Linked DNA regions of Homo sapiens: region 1 is linked to region 2. Evidence: chromatin loops called from intact Hi-C (ENCODE). Cell type or tissue: ascending aorta. All regions are shown on one strand. Each heading gives the region's core, and the rest is flanking DNA. Links, peaks and the distances in the headings are about the cores only. Region 1 has its middle 5.2 kb from the start of VPS26C. Region 2 overlaps DYRK1A (dual specificity tyrosine phosphorylation regulated kinase 1A).

Evidence for each region. Peaks named below come from ENCODE experiments on the same cell type or tissue, not always from the same donor. Only the 100,000 strongest peaks of a DNase experiment are listed, where the experiment ranks them.
Region 1: a loop joins it to region 2, with 2.4 times the contacts of the local background. A loop is called at or near these places in 24 of 110 quality-filtered maps.

What each region holds. Positions count from the first base shown.
Region 1 is chr21:37,271,120-37,274,041 of GRCh38, forward strand. No RefSeq gene overlaps it. Among named protein-coding and RNA genes, the nearest start is that of VPS26C, 5.2 kb to the left of the region's middle. In ascending aorta, for the core only: no CTCF peak of the experiment used is centred there; no DNase peak of the experiment used is centred there.
Region 2 is chr21:37,456,297-37,459,218 of GRCh38, forward strand. The region is part of intron 2 of DYRK1A (dual specificity tyrosine phosphorylation regulated kinase 1A); the gene reads left to right. Among named protein-coding and RNA genes, the nearest start is that of KCNJ6-AS1, 61 kb to the right of the region's middle. RefSeq lists enhancers at 543-1,056, 1,057-1,568. In ascending aorta, for the core only: no CTCF peak of the experiment used is centred there; no DNase peak of the experiment used is centred there; H3K27ac peaks cover 1,608 bases.

The DNA.
Region 1 (2,922 bases), core at 221-2,720, 190 kb before region 2:
TGCCTTCTGGCAACCTAACCTCAACAATCCAGTTATGCTAGTTTCATAATAACCCTCATAATAACCCTCAAGACACTCTTGTGATACAGGAAAAATTACTATTTCCTCACCTTACAAAAGGGAAGACAGGCACAGAAAGATTAATGTACTTGCCCAAGGTCATAGAGCAACTAAGTGGCAGCCACCAATTCTGACTCCAGAGTTCATATAGGCAATTGCTGATCAATGCGCTACATACATGCACACAACAAACGCCTGGGTGCATAACAATGGGGGGCTCATGATCTTAATCAAAAGACTGGACAAAAGACTGCCAATCAAATGGGAAAATCCAGCAGAGGTGCAATGTCATAGTCAAAGGCAATCTTAAAGAGAGGAATGGGGGGTCATTGTATCAACTGATGGTGAAGATAGAATATTAAAACTATTGCAGAATAGTATAATGCTTTAGTTTGCTACGGCTGCCACAACGAAGTACCACAAACTGGGTGGCTTCAAACAACAGAAATTTATTCTTTCACTCTTCTGGAGGCTGCAAGTTCAAAATCAAGATGTCAGCAGGGTTGTTCTTCTGAGGACGGTGAGGAAAGAATCTGTTCCAGTTCTCTCTCCTTGGCTTTTAGGTGGCCCTCTTATGTCTCCTCACTCTATCTTTAAAAAATGTGTCTTCATGGCTGGGCACAGTGGCTCACACCTGTAATCCCAGCACTTTGGGAGGTCAAGGCAGGAGGATCCCTTGAGCCCAGGAGTTCGAGACTAGCCTGGGCAACATGGCGAAACCCCCCATCTCTACAAAAATATAAAAATTAGCTGGATGTGGTGACGCATGCCTGTAGTCCCAGCTACTTGGGAAGCTGAGGTGGGAGGATCGCTTGAGCCTGGGAGGCAGAGGTTGCAGTGAGCCAAGATCATGTCACTGCACTCTGGCCTGGGCGACAGAGCGAGACCCTGTCTCAAAAAATAAAATAAAATGTATCTTCATGTTCACGTGATGTTCTTTCTGTATCAATGTCTGACTCCAAACTTGCCCTTTTTCTAAATACACCAGTCATCTTGTATTAAGGTCCACTAATGACCCCCTTTTAACTTGATTACCTTTGTAAAGACCCTACTTCCAAATACCGTCACATTCTGAAGTACCAAGGGCTAGGACCTTAATTTGGCAGGGAAACAATTCAACCCAGAACACCATCCTCATAGATGGGATTAGTGCCCTATAAAAGGAATGGAAGGGAGCTAGCTAGTCCTTTTGCCCTTCTGTCCCTTCTGCCAAGAGAGGACATGGCATTTGTCCCTTCTGGAGGACTCAGCATTCAAGGCGCCATCTTGGAAGCAGAGTGGAACCAGACACAACGTGCTGGTACCTTGTTCTTAAACTTCCCAGTCTTCGGAACTATGAGAAATGAACTTCTATTGTTTAGAAATTACCCACTCTGTGGTATTTTGTTATAACAGCATGAATGGACTGAGACAATTGCATGTATGGCCACTAAGAACATCTCAATGTTGATTATGTACAAGTTTGATTAAGGATGTCCTGGATACCTTAACTACCACAACTTACACCACTTGGCAGTTAAGACACACTTTCTCAAATAACAAAATGTGAAGCATTCTTTGTAAACAAACACATAAAAATACAATATTTGTTTTTTATAAACAATATATATGAAATTTATATATAAATAAAGAAAAATAAAATTTTAAAATAAAATTTAAATTAAAGATAAATTAGCCAGGTGTGGTGGCTCACACCTGTAATCCCAGCACTTTGGGAGGCCAAGGAGTGTGGATCATCTGAGGTCAGGAGTTCGACATTAGCCTAGCCAAAATGGTGAAACCTCATCGGTACTAAAAATACAAAAATTAGCCAGGCGTGGTGGCGCAGGCCTGTAATCCCAGGTCCCCGGGAAGCTGAGGCTAGAGGATCACTTGAACCTGGGAGGCAGAGGTTGTAGTGAGCTGAGATCACGTCACTGTACTCCAGCCTGGGTGACAGAGTGAGATTTCATCTAAAAAAAAAATTAATTAAAATAAAATAAAATAAATAAAATTAGAAAATAAAATAGAATTTTAAAATGTAAACATACATAAAAATTTATATAAAAATGTTTAATGAATTTTATAAAAATAAAATTTATATATAAATTTTATATTTTATATAAATTTTTTATTAAAATGTGATTAAAATACAATATTTGTTTCTTATTTGTCAAGAAACAAGTAAAAATATGATACCAGACTAAAAATAACAAAGTATGAATGCTTCACACCAAAACCTATGGGATACAGGTAAAAAAAGAATCCTCTGAAAAATTATTGGAAAAAGTTTGGAAATTTGGTCAGAGTGAAATGATATGCTATCTGGGATTTGCTTCTAAATAACTCTAGGAGGAGGAAGAGGGAGAAGGAGGAGGAGGGGGAGGGGAGAAAGAGGAGGATGAGGAGGGGTGGAGAAGGAGGAGGGGGGAGGGGAGAAAGTAGGATGGGGAGGGGCGGAGAAGGAGGGGAGGAAATGGAGGAAGAGGGAAGGGGTACAGGAGGAGGAGGAGGAAAGGTTTTATTCACTCATTCACTCTGCCTTTGTATACACTTGAGTTCCATAACAAAAGAAGAGAAGATAAATTTACAAAGTAGGATAATATTTTTGAAATATTAAGCTGAAGTATTTTTAAAATTCCTTGTCATTCCCAGCAGGTGCCCCTCAACTCTCTCTCCATCAAGTTTATACCCTGAAGCAAAAAATGTGTGTTGAAGAGCACTTTGCCAAAGATCTGAAACATGGTTTGGTCTAGAGGAAGGGGAATAGAATGAGAAGAGCAGAAGTAGCTCCTGGGGTGGGATCCAGCTGTATTTCATGCTTGGAGTCAACGTCCCAGTTGGGGTTAGAAATGCGCAGGGCAATAGAAAACATGACAGGAA
Region 2 (2,922 bases), core at 250-2,749:
CTGCAGGTGGAGGTGGGTGCCTGATTGTAGAATGCTTTCTAGTTGTCTTCCACAGGACATTTTTGGGAGCTATTCACAAGATTCATGGCTACCGTGCTCTAAAATTTGATGTGAAGTTCATTTTTCCTGGACTTCTTACTTAATTCCTCTGTCTTTTGGCCCAGCCACCCCTTTGCCAGTTTACACGGGTGATGAGCAGGCTGTTTGGAAAGAACGTCCTCGAGCAGGGTGCTGTTTCCTAACCCTGCGTCTTTTTCCCCTCTGAGATCAGTTTATCTTTATTCACTTGCAGGTGTTCAACAATCTTGTCTTTTATGGGGAATTTCTAATGTGTCTTGAGCACTTTCCCACCCTCCTATCTTGGAGGCATGGTTCAGAGTGGAAAAGGGCGCGGGCCCACCTACCTCTGGCCTTCCCACCTCAGCCACCATGCTTAGGGCCGTGGTGGAGTGCTTGACCTCTTTGTGTGTACAATGCAATACATGCTGGAATAATGCCACCTTATGCATAGGGCTTTTGTGGGTGTAAGGGCATACCGGAACAAGTTGGCATAGAATAAGAGTTCAGTGAATGTTGTCACTACTTTTTATTACTTTTTAATTGTGAAAAACTCACAGATTCTGTAATAAAGGGTCATAGAAACCTGCTTTATCCATACTATCATTACTGAGAATACTTTCTGGTTTGGAAAATTTGCTTGAGAGGTAAAAAGAAAATTTACTTACTTACTTACTTACTTACTTATTTATTTATTTATTTATTTATTTATTTATTTATTTATTTATTTAGTAGAGACAGAATCTCGCTCTGTTGCTCAGGCTGGAGTGCAGTAGCACGATCCTGGCTCACTGCAAACTGACTCCTGGGTTCAGGTGACTCTTGTCTCAGACTCCGGAGTAGCTGGGACTACAAATGCATGCCACCACACCTGGCTAATTTTTGTATCCCCCCCGCAAGACAGAGTCTCACTCTGTTGCCCAGACTGGAGTGCAGGGGCACGGACTCGGCTCACTGCAACCTCCACCTCCCGGGTTCAAGCTATTCTCCTGCCTCAGCCTCCCTAGCTGAGACCACAGGCGTGTACCACCATGATCGCCTAATTGTGTGTGTGTGTGTGTTTAGTAGAGGTGGGGTTTCGCCATGTTGACCAGTCTGGTCTCGAACTCCTCGCCTCAAGTGATCCGCCTGCCTCAGCCTCCCAAAGTGCTGGGATTACAGGCATGTGCCACCGCGGCTGGCCTTTTGTGTTTAACTTTTAAAGCGTCTCTGGTCAGATGAATATTTTGCCTTTTGGGTATTTTTAAATGGAAAATTTATGTAAATAATCAGTGTTTTAATTAGAATCACAAAGCCAAATGATTGCCTCATTGGATAATTTTAAGTATTATGCTGCAATTCAATATAGGTACCAAGTACTTAACTAGACTTAAAAATATCTTGTATGTTTAACAGCTGTTTAGCTAGAACTAAAAAAGAGCAAGTCCTCTATGTGTATGCTTCTCCCCTTTTCTCCCTGGGATGGGAGAAGGAAAAAGTTAATTTTTTTCCCCCTTGACTGCTGTTGCTGTGCCTGCTTTAGAAGAAGACAGAGGTAAAGATCAGGGAAGGCAACTTTGTTTCCAAAGAAACATTATGTGCCTGAAACTTAGTAACACCTTCAGACACTTCTTAAAATGGCTTGGTTATGGCATAGCTGAAGGTCTGAGGCTGTGGTAGGTAACCTTCTGCCTGTGTTGTATTCCTGGCCGCCTCTGTGTGTTCTGACCCTGCTCCTCTAGAGAGGAAAGCAGCTAAGCAGGCACCTTTCAACTTTTGAATGGCTTCATAGTATTACAGCATTTAGATGTGTTGTGCCATTCCCCCTCTTTTTGTACTTACGGGTTTCTTGGAAGACAGCTGTAATATGCCTGTAGGCACGCTAGACAAAGTTATGGTCAAGGGGGCGGTAGGGGAGGGCATCTGGGTAATTTACTGTGTGTGTGTGTGTGTGTGTGTGTGTGTGTGTGTGTGTACATATACATATGTATTATATTTTAAAAATTTTACATAACTAGTATTTCACTATCTTTTTGATTTTGAAAAAAATGAACTAAGTTGAACTTTAACCACCATTTATTAAAACATTTCTTTTAAGCTCTAAACAGAGGCTCCAGATCGTCTTTGAGGCACATTTCCTGTCCCCTGGCAACTCTGTGTGTAACGTTTCAAACCCAAGGCATTGTACAAGGGAGAGGAGTACTTTGGGTTTACATGGTTGAGGGTGATGATGAATCCTCTTATTTCATGTGTAAGAAGACCGGGTTATTTGTTGCCATGCCCCACACTGATGCTGGGGCCAAGGCAAGCAAAAGGGGACGCCTAAGTCCTAGCCTAATGTCTGTCTTCTGTAGAGCAAGCTGAACTTTCAAAGGTATTTCTCGTTTTACCTGTTTTGTAAATGAATATGCTAACTTTGCACGCCGCAGAGGAATGTGAGATATAGAGAGCAGGCCGAGGTCCATGGGGCTTCATAAAGGGCATTTTGAGCAGCTGGAGGCTTGTGGTTACCATGTCCAGGCTCTTCCCCTGCTCTCCTTAACTATCCTACAGATGCCTCTGACCTGGGAGGAAGGAAGAGAAGCCCTCATCTCCTGACTGAGAGTGGGAAGTGGCAGTCACTGAATGTGCTTGCCGTGTGACATTACTGCATGTCAGGCTGGCAGTTCACTGTTTTGTGTGTGGAGGACTGTTTCTGATGCTCTCTGCTATTTGCTAAGCCATAAATAAGGATATACCGTCTGACAACTACTATAATAGTATGAAGGACAGCTTTGAAATCAAGACGTCTGATAACCTTAAGCTGTGGTCACTGTCATTTTTCTCTTGAAAGATCCTGGACTCTCAGGATCTGGCTTACCATCTTTGATGGACAATCATTTTATT